Linked DNA regions of Homo sapiens: region 1 is linked to region 2. A link is an interaction called in ENCODE POLR2A ChIA-PET data of the cell type or tissue named here. Cell type or tissue: Caco-2. All regions are shown on one strand. Links, peaks and the distances in the headings refer to the core of each region. The heading gives the core; the rest is flanking DNA. Region 1 overlaps PSMD9 (proteasome 26S subunit, non-ATPase 9). Region 2 overlaps MLXIP (MLX interacting protein).

Region 1 (10,671 bases), core at 1,267-9,266, 190 kb before region 2:
AGGACACATAGTTCCTGCCAGGTGGAATGGGGTCCTAAACCCTGGTCAGGACACATAGTTCCTGCCAGGTGGAATGGGGTCCTAAACCCTGGTCAGGACACATAGTTCCTGCCAGGTGGAATGGGGTCCTAAACCCTGGTCCTACCAGTCTTCTTTAATGGTCACAAGTCTGTAAGTTACACAGAAGCTCCCTATCATTCACTACCCCATCTACTGCATCTAACCCAGTGCCAGTTGGCCCACAACAAATACTTGTTACAGGGGTGAATGAGTGGTGGTCTGTCTTCTTAGGACCTAGAACAAGAGCGTCACTCTAGTCTTGGATGCGCCCTGTGCCTGTGGCTGCTTGTCTGGGGGCTTCTAGGGCAAGTGTCTTGTCTAAATGTTGATCACTGAATAAAATGGGCCCAGCCTGGCTTGCCTTCTCTTACCCTTGAACCTGGGTTAGGACCGCAGAGAGCAGCATTTGGCCTTTCCCATGCTCCTCAAGGCCTTCACAGTGTCTGGTAACTGCCAGCTCTCAGACATTGGGCAGACCTGGTCATCTTTACTAGAGCTGCCCTCAAAGGAACCCCAGGAGGAGGTGGCCCCGTTACCCACTGCCCCTTCCTGCATGAGGTGTCTACATCCCTGACCTCTTTGTTCTGAGCCTACCCTGTAGAAAACAAGCTCGTGACCTTGGCATTAAATTGGGTATTGAAGGTTAGAGACCACCAGGAGCACACTGAACCTCTAGCCTGATTTTCCATTTTTCCTTCCCTCTCCAGGGTCTGCAAGTGGATGATGAGATTGTGGAGTTCGGCTCTGTGAACACCCAGAACTTCCAGTCACTGCATAACATTGGCAGTGTGGTGCAGCACAGTGAGGGGGTGAGTGGGGCTACCTGGTGTCTCGGTCTGTTTGGGTTTTTCTAACAGTATGCCATAGACTGCGTGGCTTACAAACAACAGAAGTTCATTTTTCACAGCTCTGGAGGCAGGGAAGTCCAAGATCCAGGCACCAGCCAATTTGGTGTCTGGGGAGGGCTTGCTTCCTAACTCCTAGGTGGTGCCTTCTTGCTGTGTCCTCACATGGCAGAAAGGGGAGGAACCCTGGGAGCTCTTGTATAAGGGCACTAATCCCAGTGGGGGCGCCACCCCTCATGACCTAATCACCTTGCAGAGGCCCCACCCCTAATACCATCACATTGGTGGTTAGGATTTCAACATATGAATTTCAGGGGGCCACAGACATTCAGGTCATAGCACTCGGCCTCTGGTCTATAGCCCTGGAGTTACTGGAAGTGTTGCTGAGGCCCTGGACTGCTGCCTTCATGGTGTTGCTCAGCACAGCCCCATTCAAGGACTTGGCACCTGCTATTCCTTCTGTTTAGAATGCTCTTCCTCTTCATCCTCCTTCTGTTTTACACTGGTGACATGCTCGCAGGGGGCCTTTCCTGGCTACCCTAACCCAAATTCCCCTCTCCTCTGCCCTGTCTCTGTTTTCATTTAACAAGGTTTCTTAGAGATCTTTTCTTTTTTTTTTTTTTTTTTTTAAGACAGGGTCATGCTGTGTCACCCAGGCTAGAGTGTGGTGGTGCTATCATAACTACCTCACGGCTAATTTTTTTATATTTTGTGGAGGCGGGGTCTTGCTATGTTGTCCAGGCTGGAATTTTTGTTGTTGTTTTGTAGCAAAGATCCACACTTTTCAGGAGTGATACTGTGGCAAAGCCCAGGAAAATTATTAACTAAAGTTTTTGGTTCCCAAATGAAGTCTCCAGTTAACCCAACAGTTGTGGATTTTTTGACTCCTGCTTAGCTGCACGGTTCATCTACTTGTAACCCATCAGTGCAGGCCAGGCCAGGTCAGGTCAGGAGATGGCTGGCAGTTGCCTATGCCCCTGCTAGTGGTCAGGCCATCGTTTCTGCACTGATACTGTCATCAAATCTGTAACTTGTATGGACGTTTAAAATGATGATTTTGTGAAATTTATCAGTTTTTTTGCTTATGGCTCTTGCATTTTGTGTCCATTTAAAGAAATTCTTTTTTTTTTTTTTAATTAAGAAATTCTTGGCTGGGCGTGGTGGCTCACTCCTGTAATCCCAGCACTTTAGGAGGGCGAGGTGGGTGGATCACGAAGTCAGGAGTTGGAGACCATCCTGGCTAACACGGTGAAACCCCGTCTCTACTAAAAATACAAAAAATTAGCCGGGTGTGGTGGCACACACTTGTAGTCCCAGTTACTTGGGAGACTGAGGAAGGAGAATCGCTTGAACCCAGGAGGCAGAGCTTGCAGTGAGCCGAGATCGCGCCATTGCACTCCAGCCTAGGCGACAGAGCAAGACTCTGTCTCAAAAAAAGAAATTCTTTTAATTCTTTTATTGTTTTATTTCTGTTTTTCCTTTAGTCCATCTGAAATTTATTATTATTATTATTATTATTATTATTATTATTTGAGATGGAGTCTCGCTCTGTCACCCAGGCTGGAGTGCAGTGGTGCGATCTTGGCTCACTGCAACCTCCGCCTCCCAGGTTCAAGTGATTCTCCTGCCTCAGCCTCCTGAGTAGCTGGGATTACAGGCGCCCACCACCATGCCTGGCTAATTTTTGTATTTTTAGTAGAGATGGGGTTTCGCTATGTTGGCCAGGCTGGTCTCAAACTGGCCTCCCAAAGTGCTGGGACTACAGATGTGAGCCACTGCGCCTGGTCTATTTTTATTATTTTTACAACAGTTTTATTGAGATTTAATGCACATACTACACAGTTCACCCATTTAAAGTGGTTTTTAGTGTAGTCACAGAATTATGCAGCCATCACAATTGTACATTTTCATCACTTCTCCTCCTGAGGCAGCCACTTTCCAGCCACATGTCCTTCAGAAAGACTGCTCATATACCAGCACACAGAGCTGCCAGTTGATTTTATTTTATTAAGGTGTAATTTACCTGCACCAGATCCACCTTTTTCAGTGTACAGTCCCATGAGTTTTCTTCTTTTTCTTTTCTTTTTTTTTTTTTAGATGGAGTCTTGCTCTGTCGCCCAGGCTGGAGTGCAGTGGTGCAGTCTCGGGGGGGCTACTGCAAGCTCTGCCTCCCAGGTTCACGCCATTCTCCTGCCTCAGCCTCCCGAGTAGCTGGGACTACAGGCATGTGCCACCATGCCCAGCTAATTTTTTTGTATTTTTAGTAGAGATGGGGTTTCACTGTGTTAGCCAGGATGGTCTCGATCTCCTGACCTCGTGATCCACCTGCCTTGGCCTCCCAAAGTGCTGGGATTACAGGTGTGAGCCACCACACCCAGCCGAGTTTTCTTTTTTTTTTCTTTAAGATGGAGTTTTGCTCTTTTGCCCAGTCTGGAGTGCAGTGGCACGATCTCGGCTCACTGCAACCTCTGCCTCCCAGGTTCAAGCGATTCTCCAGCCTCAGTCTCCCAAGTAGCTGGGATTATAGGTGCCCACCACCACGCCCAGCTAATTTTTTTTTGTATTTTTAGTAGAGACAGGGTTTCAGCATGTTGGCCAGGCTGGTCTCAAACTCCTAACCTCAGGTGATCCACCCACCTCAGCCTCCCAAAGTTCTGGGATTACAGGAGTGAGCCACTGTGGCCTGCCATTCCCGTGAGTTTTCACAAATGTATGTAGTATGTCATTGCCACCACGATGAAGGTCAAGAGCATTCCAACACCCCATAAAATTGCCTCAGGCTTCTTTGTAGTTAATCCCTCACCGTCAACTTCCAGAATGTCATAGAGAGAAAAACCACACAATATATTGCCTTTTGAGTCTGGTGTTCTTCACTCAGCCCAGTGGATTCTGAGACTTCTGTCTGTTGTGTGGATCTGTGAGAAGAGCTGCTGGTTTTTAATCTGTTTTATCCAGTTAAATGTATTCTCAGCTTCCGTGTAGGCTTATAAATCCTTCTTTATAAAAGTAGTGATTCAATTTTAAGCAAAATGAATCTTTTCTTCATGTGAAATTTCACGGGGAATTCCAAGATGTCACTGGATAAAGGCTGAGCTGTCTTGGTGGGCTGGAGGATGGAGAAGGTCGTGTGTTGTGAGTAGGGCCTTTCTGGCTTCAGCCTCATCCCCTCAGGGGACCTGAGCTCAGCTGGAGAATCAAGAATCCGGGTTTGGTTGTCTGTTTTGTGAGTCAAGAAAAAAAACCTTGCATAGCACAGTGGCTCACACCTGTAATCCCAGCACTTTGGGAGGCTGAGGCGGGTGGATCACCTGAGGTCAGGAGTTCAAGACCAGCCTGGCCAACATGGTGAAACCCCATCTCTACTAAAAATAAGAAATTAGGCCTGGCACGGTGGCTCACACCTGTAATCCCAGCACTTTAAGAGGCCAAAGTGGGCAGATCACAAGGTCAAGAGATCGAGACCATCCTGCCCAACATGGTGAAAACCGGTCTCTACTAAAAATACAAAAAAAAAAAAAAAATTATCTGGGTGTGGTGGTGTGTGCCTGTAGTCCCAGCTACTTGGGCTGCTGAGGCAGGAGAATCACTTGAACCTCGGAGGCAGAGGTTGCAGTGAACCAAGATCACGCCACTGCACTCCAGCCTGGGCCGCACAGCGAGACTCTCCCATCTCAAAAAAAAAAAAATTAGGTGTGGTGGTACTCTCCAGCTACTTGGGAGGCCGAGGCAGGAGAATTGCTTGAACCCGGGAGGCAGAGGTTGCAGTGAGCTTAGATCATGCCACTGCACCCTAGCCTGGGCGACAGAGTGAGGCTCTGTGTCAAAAAAAAAAAAAAAACCAAAAAACTCACAGTGTTCTATTGTGAGACATTTAGATAGTTTGCCATTTTGTGGAGATTAACACTCTTGCAGATGGATTTCTATTTCTTTTTTTATTTTTTTTGAGACGAAGTTTTTCTCTTGTTGCCTAGGCTGGAGTGCAATGGCATGATCTCAGCTCACTGCAACCTCCGCCTCACAGATTCAAGCGATTCTCCTGCCTCAGCCTCCCAAGTAGTTGGGACTACAGGCACCCGCCACCACGCCCAGCTAATTTTTGTATTTTCAGTAGAGATGGGGTTTCACCATGTTGGCCAGGCGGGTCTTGAACTCCTGACCTCAGGTGATCTGCCCGCCTCGGCCTCCCAAAGTGCTGGGATTACAGGCGTGAGCCACTGTGCCCGGCCTTTCTTTGTTTTTTTTTTTGTTTGTTTTTTATTTGAGATGGAGTCTTGCTCTGTCACCCAGGCTGGAGTGCAGTGGCATTATCTCAGCTCACTGCAACCTCTGCCTCCCGGCACCTGGCCTTTTTTAGCGAACTTCCTACAGCTGGGATTTCTAGATCAAATGCATACATTTTCAAGGGGAAAAGATCTTTAAAAAATTATAAATGACTGCTGATGGATAATGGATTTCTTTTTGGGTGATGAAAATGATCCAGAATTAGATAGTGGTGGTTGTTTATACTAAATACATTGAATATACTGAACTCTGAATATACTAAAACTCACTTAATTGTATACTTTAAAATGGTGAATTTTATTGTATGCAAATTATGTCTCAATGATAAAAATAGGCTGGCTGCAGTGGCTCACGCCTGTGTTCCCAACACTTTGGGAGGCCAAGGCAGGAGGATCACTTGAGGCCAGGAGTTTGAGACCAGCCTGGGCAATATTGTGAGACTGTGTCTCTCCAAAATATTTTTTAAGAAATTGGCCAAGCATAGTGGCATGTGGCCAAGCTGCTCTGGAGGCTGAGGCAGGAGGATCACTTGACCCTAGGAGTTCAAGGGTGCAGTAAGCCAAGGTCACACCACTGCACTCCAGCCTGGATGACAGAGTGAAACCCTGTCTCAAATAAATAAAATACATATTTATCCTTAAAATCACATAGTGCAATTGTATTTACAAACAAAAGTCCTAGTGTTATAGCTCTAAGAATTTGTCTACCAGGTTTTCTGGTCATCGCTGGAAACACCCTCTCCCCTCAAAAATAAATTTTTTTTTTTTTTTGAGACAGAGTTGTCGCTCTTGTTGCCCAGGCTGGAGTGCAGTGGCGCGATCTTGGCTCACTGCAACCTCCGCCTCCCGGGTTCAAGCAATTCTCCTGCCTCAGCCTCCTGAGTAGCTGGGATTACAGGCATGCACCACCAAGCCCGGCTAATTTTGTATTTTTAGTAGAGATGGAGTTTCTCCATGTTGGTCAGGCTGGTCTCTTAATTCCTGACCTCAGATGATCTGCCCGCTTCGGCCTCCCAAAGTGCTGAGATTATAGGCGTGAGCCACTGTGCCTGGCCCCAAAATAATTTTTTAAAAAGTCCTGTGTCTCTCCCTTCCTTAGTGCCTCTTCCGCTGCACATGCTGGGTCCTGGGCGAGGTACTGGGGCTGTAACGGGGAACGAAACAAACAGGGTCCTTGCCTTGGGAGCACTTTGGTGGGGGAGCCAGGCCTTAATCAAATAATCTCAGCTGTATAATGATACACACTGATAAGTGTTATGAAGGAAGAGTGTTAAGAAGCTCAGAGAGTAAATCATGGGGCCCTGATTTGGTTTGGGATTGAAGGAGTGTTCCTCAGGAAGTGACCTTCAGATGTGTATAGAAGTTTCTCTGGTCGAGGGGAAGCTGGCAGGGAGAAAAGCCTTCAAAGCAGGTTCATAGGCCCTGGGGTGGGAGGATCAAAGAACTCAAAGGAGGGTGGAGCCCAGAGCAGAATGGAGAGAAGGGGAGGAGGTGAGGCCAGGAGGTGTTAAGGTCAGGCCTGTGGTCCTTAGTAAAGATTGTGCTGTTTTTTTCCTGAGGTGCAGAAGGGAGCCACCGCACAGTTCCAGATTGGGGTGTGACAGGGGTAAGAAGCCTTCTCTGGATGTTAGGTAGAGAACAGATTGGAGGGTGACAGAGCTGTAGCAGTCAGTCAAGAGAGGATGGTGGCTGTGACAAATGGGGTGGAGGAAGGGGTCAATCAAAGAGACATTTAGGGTGTAAAATCCATGGGCCTTAACCTGATGGAGTGTGTCAAGGAGGCCTCCAGGTTTCCAGCCTGCCCAGGGCTGTCATTTATAGAACTGGAAGCACACAAGTGTGTCCCTCACACAGTTTCCACACGTGGGTGCATGCGTCTACAGCCACTGCCTTTTTTTTTTTTTTTAGGACAGGGTCTCTCGCTCTGCTGCCCAGGCTGGAGTGCAGTGGTGCAATCATAGCTCACTGCAGCCTCAAACTCCAGGGCTTGAGCAGTCCTCCTGCCTTGGCCTCCCAGGTAGCTGGGACTACAGGTGTGCACCACCACACCTGGCTAATTTTTTTTTTTTTCATTTTTTGTAGAGACAGGGTCTTGCTATGTTGCCTAGGCCGGTCTAGAACTCCTGGGCTCAAGTGAGCCTCCAGCCTCAGCCCCTCAAAACATTCAGATTATTAAGCATGAGCCACCACGCCTGGCTGTGATTGCTTTTTGACAAAGATGACACAGAAAAGGCCTAATGTACATGTTACTCTGCATTTCCGCCCACTTCGAAGGGAATTCCTTGTCGGCACATTTGTATCTTCATTCCTTTGAATGATCCCACCATGTTCCATTGGTCGGTTCACCATCTTTTACTTAGCCAGCCTCCCATGTTCGACATTTAGGTTGTTTCCAGTGTTTGGCCGTAACAAACAGTGGTGTAGCGAGTGTCCTTGCCTGTGGGAGAATTTCTGCCATGTTGCTAGATGTGTCATTACTGAGTTAAAGGCAGTGCACATTTACCCTTCATAGATCTTGTCAAGGTGTCCTCCAAGAAGCTTGTGCCAGTGCACCTTCTCTCAAGTAGCACCTGTGAGTGCGTCTGTTTCTAGCTTTCCCAACTATGTTACAGTCTTTGGCAATAACATAGATATTCTTTGACAATCTGGTAGGAAATGACTTTTTTTTTTTTTTTTTTTTTGAGATGGAGTCTCGCTCTATAGCCAGGCTGGAGTGCAGCGGCATGATCTCAGCTCACTGCAGCCTCCGCCTCCCAGGTTCAAGCGATTCTCCTGCCTCAGCCTCCCAAGTAGCTGGGACTACAGGTGCCTGCCACCATGCCCAGCTAATGTTTGTATTTTTAGTAGAGATGGGTTTTCACTATGTTGGCCAGGATGGTCTCTATCTCTTGACCTCATGATCCGCCTGCCTTGGCCTCCCAAGGTGCTGGGATTACAGGTGTGAGCTACCATGCCCGGCCTATGCTGTATTTTCTTAGATTTAGAGATTCCATTGATAGACCTGACATATTTATTTTTTTGTGGTAAATATACATAATATAAAAATTACCATTTTAGGCCGGGCGCGGTGGCTCACGCCTATAATCCCAGCACTTTGGGAGGCCAAGGTGGGCGGATCACCTGAGGTCAGGAGCTGGAGACCAGCCTGCCAGCGTGGTGAAACCCTATCTCTACTAAAAATACAAAATTAGCCGGGCGTCGTGGTGGGCGCCTGTAATCCCAGTTACTCTGGAGGCTGAGGCAGGAGAATTGCCTGAACCCGGGAGGCAGAGGTTGCAGTGAGCCGAGATCACGCCACTGCACTCTGGCCTGGGTGACAAGAGTGAAACTTTGTCTCAAAAAAAAAAAAATTACCATTTTAACCATTAAAAAATCTACACTTTAGTGGCATTAAGTACATTCACATTATTTTGCAAATATCACCCCTACCCATCTCCCATCTCCAAAACTTTTTCACCCTCCTAAACTGAAACCCAAATCTCCATTAAACACTAACTCTCCATTCCCACTTTCCGCAGGCCCTGGCACCCACCATCCTACTTTCTGTCTCTATGAATTTGACTACTCCAGGGACCTCATCTAGGTGAAATCTTACATACTGTGTAGTTTTTTTGTTTTGTTTTGTTTTGTTTTTGAGATGGTGTCTCGCTCTGTTGCCCAGGCTGGAGTGCAGTGGCTCAATCTCCACTCACTGCACCCTCCACCTCCCAGGTTTGAGCCATTCTTCTATCTCAGCCTCCTGAGTAGCTGGGACTACAGGCGTATGCCACCAGGCATGGCTAATTTTTGTATTTTTAGTAGAGATGGGGTTTTGCCATGTTGGCCAGGCTGGTCTTAAACTCCTTATCTCAGATGATCTGCCTGCCTCTGCCTCCCAAAGTGCTGGGATTACAGGACACTGTATAGTTTTTGTCTGGCTTATTTCACTTAGCATAATGTCCTCAAGGTTCATCCATGTTACAGCATGTGTCAGAATTTCCTTCCTTTTAAAGGCTGTATAATATTCGACTGTATGTATACACCACATTATTTTTATCCATTCATTAGTCAATGGACACTAGGATTGCTTCCACCTTTTTGTTGTGAACAATGCTGCTTTGAACATGGTTGTAGCAATATCTGTTCAAATCTCTGCTTTCATTTCTTTGTATATATGCCCAGAAATTTAATTGCTGCATCATGTGGTCATTCTATGTTTAAAGTTTCTAAAATTTTTTTTAACTTCAATATATGAACTTTTTTTTTTTTTTTGAGATGGAGTCTTGCTCTCACCCAGGCTGGAGTGCAGTGGTGCAATCTCAGCTCACTGCAACCTCCGCCTCCCAGGTTAGTGATTCTCCTGTCTTAGCCTCCTGAGTAGCTGGGATTACAGGCACCCACCACCACTCCCAGCTAATTTTTGTATTTTTAGTAGAGACTGGGTTTCACCATGTTGACCAGGCTCGCCTCGAACTCCTGACCTCAAGTAATCCACCTGCCTTGGCCTCCCAAAGTGCTGGGATTGCAGGCGTGAACCACCACACCTGGCCTATGAACATTTTAAAATGTCAAAGATGACTTCCAGGTTTCTGGAATGAGCTTGCTTATTTATTTATTTATTTATTTATTTATTTATTTATTTATTTATTTATTTATTTTGAGACAGGTTCTCTGTTGCCAAGGCTGGAGTGCAGTGGTGTGATCTTGGCTCACTGCAATCTGGACTTCCCAGGCTCAAGCAATCCTCCCACCTCAGCCTTGAGAGTAGCTGGGACTACAGGCATGTGCCACCATGCCCAGCTAATTTTTGCATTTTGTGGTTTTGCCGTGTTGCCCAGGCTGGTCTTGAATTCCTGGGCTCAAGCGATCCCACCCGTCTTGGCCTCCCAAAGTGCTGCTATTATAGGCGTGAGCCACCGTGCCCGGCGCTTTGTTTAGGTTTTGGAGGACCCTCCATTACTGTTTTCCACTGCCGTGCACCGTTTCACATTCCCACCAGTGGTGCACAGGGCTCCATTTTCCCCGCTTCCTCGCCAGCACTTGTTTTCTGTTTCATAATCAGTGTGTGGTAGAATCTCATTGTGGTTTTGATTTTCATTTCTCTTATGATTAGTGACATGGAGCATCTTTTCCTGTGCTTTTTGATCATTTGTATATCTTCTTTGAAGAAATGTCTATTTAGGCTGGGCGCTGTGTCTCATGCCTGTAATCCCAGTGCTTTGGGAGGCTGAGGCGGGCGGATCACTCGAGCTCAGGAGTTTGAGACCAGCCTGGGGATCATGGTGAAACCTGTCTCTGGAAAAAAATACAAAAATTAGCCAGGTGTGGAGGATTGTGCCTGTAGTCACAGCTACTCAGGAGGCTGAGGCAGGAGAATCGCTTGAGCCCAGGAGGCAGAGGTTGCAGTGAGCTAAGGGATTGCATCACTACACTCCAGCCTGGGCAACAGGAGTGAAACCCTGTCTCAAAAAAAAAAAAAAAAAAAGAAAGAAAAAGAAAGGTCTATT
Region 2 (10,671 bases), core at 1,260-9,259:
GTGTGTGTGTTGATATGTGTGTGTGGTGTATGTGTGCGGTGTTGGTGTGTGGGGTGTGTTGGTGTGGGGGGTGTGTTTGCGGTGCCTGTGTGGTGTGTGTGGTGTGGGTGTAGTGTGTGTGTGGTGTGTGTATTTGCAGTGTCTGTGTGTGTCGGTGTGTGTCGTGTGTTGGTGTGTGTGTCAGTGTGTGTGGGGTGTGTGTTTGCAGTGTCTGGTGTGTGGGGTGTGTTGGTGTGTGTTGGCATGTGTGTGTGGTGTGTGTGTGTTTGCGGTGTCTGGTGTGGTGGTGTGTGGGGTGTGTTGGTGTGTGTGTTGGCATGTGTGTGTGGTGTGTGTGTGTTTGCGGTGTCTGGTGTGGTGTGTGTGCAGGGTGTGGGTGTATTTGCGCTATCTGTGTGGTGTGTGTGGTGGGTTTGCGGTGTCTGGTGTGGTGTGTTGGTGTGTGTGGTGGTGTGTGTGTGGTGTGTTGTGTGTGTTGGTATGTGTGTGGGGTGTGTGGGATGTGTATGTTTGCAGTGTCTGTGTGTGGTGTTGGTGTGTGTTGTGTGTGTTGGTGTGTGGAGTGTGTGGGTGTGTGTATGTGGTGTCTGGTGTGGTATTGGTGTGTGTGTTGGTGTGTGGGTGTGTGCGATGTCTGTGTGTGGTGTGATGGTGTGTGTGGTGTGTGGTGTGTTGGTGTGTGTGTGGTGTGTATGGGTGTGTGTATGTTTGCGGTGGGTGTATGTTTGCAGTGTCTGTGTGGTGTTGGTGTGTGGTGTGTGTGGTGTGTGTGGGGTGTGGGTGTGTGTATGCGGTGTCTGGTGTGGTATTGGTGTGTGTGTGTTGGTGTGTGGGTGTGTGTTTGCAATGTCTGTGTGTGTGGTGTGTTGGTGTGTGTGTTGTGTGTGGTGTGTTGGTGTGTGGGTGTGTTTGCAGTGTGTGTTGGTGTGTGGTGTGTTGGTGTGTGTGTTGGTGTTGTGTGTGTGGTGTATGTTTTCGGTGTCTGTGGTGTTGGTGTGTGTGGTGTGTTGGTGTGTGTGCAGGTGTGTGTGCGATGTCTGTTGTGTGTTGTGTGTGTGGTGTGTTGTATGTGTGGTGTGTTGGCATGTGTGTGGTATGTGTGGGTGTGTGTATGCGGTGTCTGTGGTGTTGGTGTGGGGTGTGTGTTATGTGTGTGGTGTGTTGGTGTGTGTGTTGGTGTGTGTGGGGTGTGGGTGTGTTTGCAGTGTTTCTATGGTGTGGTGTTGGTGTGTGTGGTACGTATGGGGAGTGTGTGGGTATGTGTGTGCATTGTCTGGTGTTGGTGTGTGATTGTGTGGTGTATTGGTGTGTGTTGGTGTGTTTGTGGGGTGTGGGGGTATGTGTGTGCGGTGTCTGTGTGGTGTGGTGTTGGTGTGTTGTGTGTGTGGGGTGTGTGGGAATGTGTGTGGTGTCTGTGGGGTGGTGTTGGTGTATGTTGTGTGTGGTGTGTTGGTATGTGTTGGTGTGTGTGGGGTGTGGGTATGTGTGTGGTGTCTGTGTGCGGTGTGGTGGTGTGTGTGGTGAGTGCGGTGTGGTGGTGTGTGTGGTGTGTGGTGTGTTGGTGTGTGTGTTGGTTTGTGTGTGGGATGTGTGGGTATGTGTGTGCAGTGTCTGTGTGGTGTGTTGGTGTGTGTGGTATGTTGTGTGTGTGGGGGGGTGTGTGTTTGCAGTACACACTCACACATGCACACTTAGTGCTTGTGCGGCCGCCTTGCACAGGTTCCTTAGGATTCCTGGCTCTGGCTTTTGGATCTGATTTGGAAAGGTGTTGGCAAGTAGCTTTATGGTTCTTAAGTGCCTTAGCATAGGCCTCGAATCCAGATTCAAATAGCGTTTGTATTTATCCGCCACACAGTGCTTCCTCTGCAGAGACATGTTTGCTGAAAAGTTGGGGAGTTCTTTAAAGCTTAGGACCTTACTTTTTGGAATTTGTCCACATCTTTCAGGCCTCCTTCCAGATTTTACTCATTGTTATTTCTCTATGTTCATAGTATAGTTTTTTTTTTACATTTTAAAATTAAAGTTAACCTTTTCTTTTCAAGTTGCATTTCAAATTATCATAGAAAATCAGAAATATAGGTAAAGCTAAAAGAAAGAAATAAAAATTACAACACCCAGAGATAACTTGTCAGTTCTCTAGTGTTTATCCTTATAGACCTTATTTTTTATTTTTATTTTTTGCATGGTGAGTATATATATATTTTCCTTATTTTTATTTTTATTATTATTTTTTTTTGAGACAGAATCTCGCTCTGTCGCCAGGCTGGAGTGCAGTGGCGCGATCTCAGCTCACTGCAACCTCCGCCTCCCTGGTTCAAGTGATTCTTCTCCCTCAGCCTCCCGAGTAGCTGGGACTACAGGCTTGGGCCACCACGTATTTTTTCCATTTAATAGAGTGTGAACATCCCTCCAAGCCACAAAATATCCATCTGCAATTTTTTATTTTTTAAAGATAGGTCTCACTTTGTTGCCTAGGCTGGGCTGCAAATGTGTGATCATAGCTCACTGCAGCCTTGAACTCCTGGGCTCAAGCAATCGTCCCGCCTCAGCCTCCCGAGTAGCTGGGACCACAGGTGTGCACCGCCACACCCGGCTTCTGCAGTGTTTCTTAGTGGCTGGATAGTATTTCATTGTATGGATGTACTACTATTTATTTTCTCTCTCTCTGTTGATCACCGAGAATATTTCGCTGGTGTTTTTGATAACGCCTCCCATGTTTCTAGGCCCCTGTTCCATTCATCTCTGTTTTCATAGCCCTGGTTGGCTACTTTCTCTGAAAATGTCTGCTTCCTCCTCCTTCCTGATAGGAGCCTTTACCCTGGGAAGCTTTCAAGTCTCTAAAAATGGCAGCAATTCTTATCACCACTTTAGGCACCCCTCCTTGTCCCACTGTCCCACCCTCCCAGGACAGGTGTGTCTAGGGGAATGGTGGTCAGCAGGCGCGGAGCTGAACGGTGGCCTGTTTATTCTGAGTCCGGGAGTGGAAGCTCCTGCGCTTTCACATTTGTCCAGCAGCCTGCTGTGGGGCAGGGGTAGAACGCACAGTCAGCAGCATGCCCGCAGGACTGATGCCGCAGCTTGCATGCCTTGTGGTGCTCTGCTGACAGACCCCCGAGGCTGTGACCGCGGTGTCCCCGAGGTGACTCCTGCCCTTGGCTGTTTGTTGTGCCTGAGGTAGGGAGAGCAAGGCTCTGTGAAAGTTGTGATTCCAGGTGTGAGTCCCCCCAGCTGGCGTGAGCTCTCACGTGGAACTGGAATGCTGCGGGTACATGTCCCTGCAAGTTACAAAACTGGGGAATGACTTGGTACATGGAAGGAAGAGCTGACTCAACGCTCTGAAAAATGATTTAAGTATTTTTTGTCAGATTGAGTCCGGAGATGCCGCTGTCTGGCTTGGCAGCCTTGCTTCTCAGCTGCTCGCTTGTGGTGCTTCCGTGGGCCTGTCTGTCCTAACACTTGCATTGTCAGAAGAGTGCTCGGCAGAGGAGCTTTTGGCCGAAGGCATGAGGACTTTGGTTATGGGTGTTTTTTTTGGGCGGACAGGGTCTCGCTCTGTCACCCAGGCTGGAGTGCAATGGTGTGATCACAGCTCACTGCAGCGTTGAACCCCTGTGCTTAAGCAGTCCTGTCACCCTGGCCTCACTACAGGTGTGAGCCACTGCACCCAGCCTTAATTTTAAAACATAACCAGGGCCAGGTTTGGTGGCTCACGCCTGTAATCACAGCACTTTGGGAGGCTGACGTGGGAGGATCACTTGAACCCAGGAGTTCCATATCATCCTGGGCAACATAACGAGACCCTATTTTTACAAAAACTAAAAAATTAGCCAGGTGTGGTGGCTCACACCTGTAGTCCCAGCTGCTCAGGAGGCTGAGGCGGGAGGATCTCTTGAGACCAGAAGTTGGAGGCTGCTGAACTATGATCACTGCACTCCCGCCTGGGTGACAGAGTGAGACCCTGCCTCTAAAAAAAAAAAAAAGTAATTAATTAATTAAAATTGCTCAGGCCCAGCTGTGTGAAGGCCGGTGTCCCCACACTGCCCACCATCCCCCTGCTGTGTTCTTGCTGAGAGTTCCTTACTGAGGGCTCCATTTCCTGGCCCGGTGGAATGCCTGCTCCCAGCTCCCTACTCTCCCAGGCTGCTCCCTTATCTATTGGGCCAGTCTCTGTTTCCCTTTAGTTTTGGAATCCATGGGTTCCCCCTCCCCACAAGAAACCTTGGCAGAAGGCTTTGTCCATAGGGAAGCAAAGAACCCAGTTAGCAGCTCAGCTCTGGCCTGGCCTTGGCCTTGACCTTTCACAGTACTGTGAGCCAGCAGGTAGGTAAGCTCACTGGTGCTATGCACGGCCTCCTTCAGATCCTTCTCAGGGCAGCCTACCAGAGACTGTATTTGCAGAGGAGCTGGCAGGGCCTGTGTGGAGCCAGCTGCGCTGCGCCTGATAAGTTTGTTTGCTTATCTTTGTTTGTGTGCTTGTTGCTGGCTCCTTGGAGCTATGGGTGTGTTTGTGGGGTGTTGGAGATGACTGACCCTGATTGGTAAAATAGGGATGAAGCGAGCAGGGCAGGGTGTGGTGTGAGAAATAATGTCATCTATTCTTCCGGTGCCCCCCACTTCTTCCCCACAGAGAGATTTTCCTTCTGTTCCCTGTCCTAGAGGGCCCTGGGGCAGCAGCTTTTAGGTTCTTGGAAAGATGGGGAGCAGCCACCCCCGCTGAGCAACTCAGATTGAGGTTGGGGTGTGCTGCCCTCCCAGACGACTGGAAGATTGACACAGCAGCGCTCTTTCAGTTCTTTGTTCTTTGTTGGCTGGGATCACTGGAAATATATCAGTGAGACTTAAATGTGTCCTGGGAGCTTGAGCTGCCCAGTAGGCGACCCATGGCTGCAGAACAGCCAGCTCCAGCAATGTGTCATCCTGGAAGGGCAGCTGGCCTGCCTTCTGTCAGGTCACATGGGTTGGCTGATGTTGGTTTCTGTGTAATTTTTTTCCTCCTTTTTAACATGGTGCCTCAAAGTCACGGGGACTTGAGGGTAGAAATTAGGAGGGAAGGGCAGGTTTTTCAGCTGGCTCTTGGGCTGTGCTTGACAAAGCCATCATTGTTTTGAATAAAGTGCCAGTTGGTGTGGTTTGCGTCGCTCCGGTGCTCTGAAATTGGCTTCTCTTCTTCCACCTCTGCTGCTGATCCTGGGGGTGGGCTGGGAGGAGGACCACTGGTTCCAGAGAAGAAACCACTTCCCTTTGCCTCCCTGCTCAGCAGGAGCAGCGGGAACAGCGTCTTAGGACAGTGAGTTAACTACTGCAGAGCAGCTGGGCGTGGTGGCTCACGCCTGTAATCCCAGCACTTTGGGAGGTCAAGGCGGGAGGATCACTTGAGCCCAGGAGTGTAAGACCAGCCTGGGCAACATAGCAAGATCTTCTACAAAAATTATTTAAAAAATTAGCCAGTCATGGTGGCATGTGCCCGTGGCCCCAGCTACTTGGGAGGCTGAAGTAGGAGGATGGCGTCAGCTGGGGAGTTTGAGGCTGCAGTGAACCATGATCGTGCCACTGCACTTCAGCTGGCCTAGGCAACAGAGCAAGGCCATGTCTCCAAAAAAACCAAAACAAACCAAAACAAAACCCCAAAACAAACAAACACAAAAACCAAACTATTGCAAAGCAGATTGCTGTCTCTTGGTCCAGAGGGCATCCTGGACCCCAGCTGTTGGCAGCCAGCGGGCATCCTGGACCCCAGCTGTTGCAGCCAGCCTTGCCTCTTGGTAATGCCCTGGGGGCATTGCCCTTCCAGGCATCGTGCTGCGCACTGGTGGCCCCAGCCTCACTTGGCCCTAGCCTGTTCCAGACATGAGACCGCCTGCTGTGGTCAGGTTCCCCACCTGCTGTCCCTGCAGCCCGGGCTGATTTCCCCAATGACCTTTTTGGTCTGATGTCTGTCCCTATCATGTGTATGATGCCTCAGGCTACAAATAACCAGCAAGAGAGAACAGTTCCTCTGCTGAACTCCCTCAGGGGGAGGAGCAGAGCCTCAGGGCTTTGGCTTTCTGATGCCAACTTAGGTTGCATTGTCCTACCTCTGCGCCTCCTTGGTTTCCTATTTGTGTGGCTATATGAGGAATAGTCCTCATATCCAAATATATTTGTGGAAATCCCAGCCCTGAAGGAGTTTAGGGCATTAGGAGAACTCCCTTGGTGGGTGGGAGGGTGGAGGCGGCTCACATGGAAAGGTGTTTGTAGTGAGAAGATGGAGACTACATTTCCTCCCCAAGTCAGGAACTTCGTTTCTCTGCATTTGAATCAATAGCTCTCCAAGTGCAGTGTGGTTATACCCCGACATTTGAAGAGCCAGGAAGGAGGAAATGCAGAGTGCAAAAACATGTCAGGTCTCTGCCCCAGACAGCCAAGTTCAAGTGTTTTTTTTTTCTCAAAGATGGAGCTGCAGTGCAGGAGGAGTGTAGACCTGGTGAACAGAGCTGGGTGGTCAGGTGGCAAGATGAAATGACCTTATCTACAGGGTTAGTTATTCAGACTGACTTGGGAAGCACCTCTGTGGTACCATTTGAGGAGCACAGAAGAATCTGTGAATGGATCTAAAATGACTTCTTTAGGTCAGTCCTTTGAGTTTTATGGGATTAAGGTTGGCTTGCTATTAAAATGTGTTTGTAAAAATACCTAATTTGCCCCTCTCTTAAGGAATAGAGCTTCCTTTGATATTAACCAGTTTTCTAGATCACTGTTTATTTTGTTTAATCATCTCTTTTACAAAATTAACCATTTTTAATGGGAAGTAGAAATCTGTCTCAAATGCATACTCATTTTTGCTGCTTTCTTGAACATATTGAACATAACTTTTGATTATTTAGAAACATATTTTTGAATATTATTTATTGCATTATTGTGGTAATCTTTCATTGTTAAGGTATATTGAATTCTCTGTTCAACAGTCCCAGACTTTCTCATGAGTTAGGTTTTCAACTTGAATGATCATCTCCTCTAGGCTTTTGGCTGTCACTTGCTCAGCAGTGAGTTTCCCTTTTTGTCTGGTGTCTCCCATTTTCTATTGGTTTGCATAACTTGTTAAATTGAGTGTAAAACAAGGGTAATTAACTTAGTGAGGGTTTAGAGACTCTCCTCTGAGTCAAGTGCACAGACCTTTGTTATCTATCTTGAATTACTTTTACTTACTTCTGGATAACTAAATTAAGCTCCAGATAATTGTGAGATAATGGTATACATACAGACTCCTTTTACAGAATACTCCGAAGCCATTATTAGCCAGTTATTAGCCAGTTACATCAGTGAATGTTGTTCACCAGATTAACTTGTATGTGTAATAGAAATTATCTGCAAATCTTGTGAAAGGGCAAAGATCCTCAACTCTTCAAAAAATTATAATATATTCTCATTTTTGAAATCTGGCAAATAAGTAAACTCAATCAACAGGGCAGACTATGTCCCCGGGCTAACTGAATTTTACTTTTTGCCAATTATGAGATGGACATTCACTTCTTCCCCTTTGCCAAGAGGAAATCATTCTGTGGAGGTTCTTTTCCTTCCTCCTCCCTCATCACATAGAGGTGTATGCTCATGGTCAAATGCAGGATTCAGACATTTTGGAAAGACAGGAAGAAAAGAGCCCTGGAAAGCTGCTCTTAGAGTTACACCCTGTTGTTTTGTCACTTTGCTTTTTTTTCTTTTTTTTTTTCCTGTGCCCATGTAGGTAAAAATAGACCTGCAGCATCATTTTCAGTTGTCTTTTGAAGAACAAAAGTTTTTAATTTTGAGAAAGTCTAATATATGTCTTTTTTTTTCTTTTCATGCTTTTTGTGTTGTATTTAAGAAATCTTTGCCAATCCAAGGCCTGTAAGATTTTTCTCCTGTATTCTCTTCAAGAAGTTATTTATTTATTTATTTATTTATTTTTTTCTTTTTTTTTCTTTTTTTTTTTTTTGAGACGGAGTCTCGCTCTGTCGCCCAGGCTGGAGTGCAGTGGCGGGATCTCGGCTCACTGCAAGCTCCGCCTCCCAGGTTCACGCCATTCTCCTGCCGCAGCCTCCCGAGTAGCTGGGATTACAGGCCCATGCCACCATGCCCAGCTACTTTTTGTATTTTTAGTAAAGACAGGGTTTCACCATGTTAGTCAGGCTGGTCTCGAACTCCTGACCTTGTGATCCACCCACCTTGGCCTCCCAAAGTGCTGGGATTACAGGCGTGAGCCACCGCGCCCGGCCTTCTCTTCAAGAAGTTTTATAGTTTTAGCTTTTACATTTAGGATGTGAACCATTTTGAGTTAATATTTGTATATGGTGTGAGGTAAGGGTTGTGATTCAGTTAAATAGTCCTTTGATGACTATCCTTGTTTATAGCTCTTCTCATTATACTTCTTAAATTATTTCCTTGAGATATATTCTCAAAAGTGAAACTACAAGATCAAAGTAGGTATTCACACTGAAGTCTGATATACATTGCAAGAGTAGTTTTCAAAAGTTGTATTAATTAGAAAAGACAGCCCCTAGAATGGGAGAACATATTGGCAAATTATATATCTATTAAAAGATGTATATTTAGAATATATAAAGAATTCTACAAATTAAAAAAAACACAAATAACCCAATTTAAAAATGGACAGAGGACTTGAATAGACATTTTTCCAAAGAAGATACACAAATGGCCAATAAACATGTGAAAAGATGTTTAATACCATTAATCGTTAGGGAAATGCGCTCAAAACCACAGTAAGAGGCTACTTCACAGCATTAGCCTGTGGAAAGTGTGGGAGAGCATCGAGATCCATTCCCTCTGTGTGCTGGTGGGAATGTACAATGGTGCAGCTGCTGTGGAAAACAGTCTGGCAACTCCCCAACACATTAAACATGGAGTTACCATGTGACCTAGCAATTCCCTTCCTAAGAATCTCCCCAAGAGAAATGAAAATATAGTTCCTACAAAAACTTGTACACAGATGTTCACAGAAGTATTAATCATAACAGCCAAAAGTTGGAAATAGTCTAAATGTCCACCAGCTGATGAATGGATTAAACAATGTGATATATCTGTGGATAGGAATATTATTCAGTGGCAAACAGGAATGGAATGCTGACACATGCTACAACATGGATGAGCCTTGAAAACATGACACAGAGTGAAACAAGTCAATCCCAAATGGTTACATACTATATGATTCCACTTATGTGAAATATGAAACGTCCAGAATATGCATTCATGTAGAGACAGAAAGTGGATCAATAGTTGTTTAGGGTCGAAGTGGAATAACTAAAGAGTGTGGGCATTTCTTTTAAATGCTCTAAAGTTGTGATGGCAGTTGCATAGCTCTCTGAATATATGAAACACGATTGAATTGTACACTATTTTTTGAGACAGGGTCTCGCTCTGTCACCCAGGCTGAAGTGCAGCGGCATGATCACGGCTCTCTGCAGCCTCGACCTCCCAGGCTCAAGGCATTTTCCCGCCTTGGCTTCCCAAGTAGCTGGGACTACAGGTGTACGCCACCATGCCTGGCTAATTTTATATGTATGTATGTATGTATGTATGTATTTATTTATTTATTTATTTATTTATTTATTTATTTATTTTTGAGGCAGAGTTTCACTCTTCTACCCAGGCTGGAGTGTGGTGGTGCAGTTTTGGCTCACTGCAACCTCCACCTTCTGGTTTCAAGCGATTCTCTTGCTTCAATCTCCTAAGTAGCTGGGATTAGAGGCGCCCGCCACCATGCCCGGCTAATTTTTGTATTTTTAGTAGACACGGGATTTACCATGTTGGCCAGGCTGATCTTGAATTCCTGACCTTGTAATCCACCTGCCTTGGCCTCCCAAAGTGCTGAGATTACAGGCATGAACCATTGCACCTGGCCTTTTTTTTTTTTTTTTTGAGACAGAGTCTCGCTGTGTCACCCAGGCTGGAGTTCAGTGGCACGATCTCGGCTCACTGCAACCTCTGCCTCTCTGGTTGAAGCAGTTCTCTGCCTCAGCCTCCCAAGTAGCTGGGATTACAGGTGCCCACCACCACACCTGGCTAATTTTTGTATTTTTTTTTTTTTTTTAGTAGAGACAGGGTTTCACCATCTTGGTCAGGCTCGTCTTGAACTCCTGACTTTATGATCCTCCCGCCTTGGCCTCCCAAAGTGCTGGGATTACAGGTGTGAGCCACTGTGCCCGGCCTAATTTTGTTTGTTTTTTTTTTTTTTTGTAGAGACAGGGTTTTGCTGTGTTGTCCAGGCTGGTCTCTAACTTCTGGGCTCATGTGATCCTTCCGCCTTGGTCTCCCAAAGTGCGGAGATTACAAGTGTAAGCTACCGTGCCTGGCCAAATTGTACACTTCAAATGAGTGAACTGTGTGGTATGTGAACTATATTCCAATAAAGCTGTTACAGAAAGCATGTGGTACCAATTAATAGTCCCACTAGTGTTATTTAAGAGGGTCCAACTCCTTACATTATCCCCAACCCTTGGGTATCATTACTATAATTTAAAAACTTCAATCAGCTCTATTAAGGTATAATATGTAAACAATAAAATTCACCCTTACAAGTGTACTGATTTATAGTTTTGGCAAATGTATGCACACATGTGACCACTGCAATCAATATACAGAACATTTCCATGACCCCAGAAGGTTCCCTCGCGCCCTTCCCAGGCATCCTCTCCTTCC

Evidence for each region. Peaks named below come from ENCODE experiments on the same cell type or tissue, not always from the same donor. Only the 100,000 strongest peaks of a DNase experiment are listed, where the experiment ranks them.
Region 1: POLR2A ChIA-PET joins it to region 2 with 5 read pairs; 3 of 35 experiments call an interaction of 5 or more read pairs at or near these places.

What each region holds. Positions count from the first base shown.
Region 1 is chr12:121,902,239-121,912,909 of GRCh38, forward strand. PSMD9 (proteasome 26S subunit, non-ATPase 9) reads left to right here. Exons shown (of 6, transcript NM_002813.7): 4 at 768-869. It also overlaps the pseudogene RNU7-170P. Among named protein-coding and RNA genes, the nearest start is that of CFAP251, 11 kb to the right of the region's middle. RefSeq lists a silencer at 9,433-9,589. In Caco-2, for the core only: no CTCF peak of the experiment used is centred there; no DNase peak of the experiment used is centred there.
Region 2 is chr12:122,093,648-122,104,318 of GRCh38, forward strand. All of the region lies in intron 1 of MLXIP (MLX interacting protein), which reads left to right. Among named protein-coding and RNA genes, the nearest start is that of MLXIP, 20 kb to the left of the region's middle. RefSeq lists enhancers at 2,560-3,060, 3,061-3,561, 4,313-4,966, 4,967-5,620 and a silencer at 4,299-4,458. In Caco-2, for the core only: no CTCF peak of the experiment used is centred there; DNase peaks (open chromatin) are centred at 1,631 and 4,394.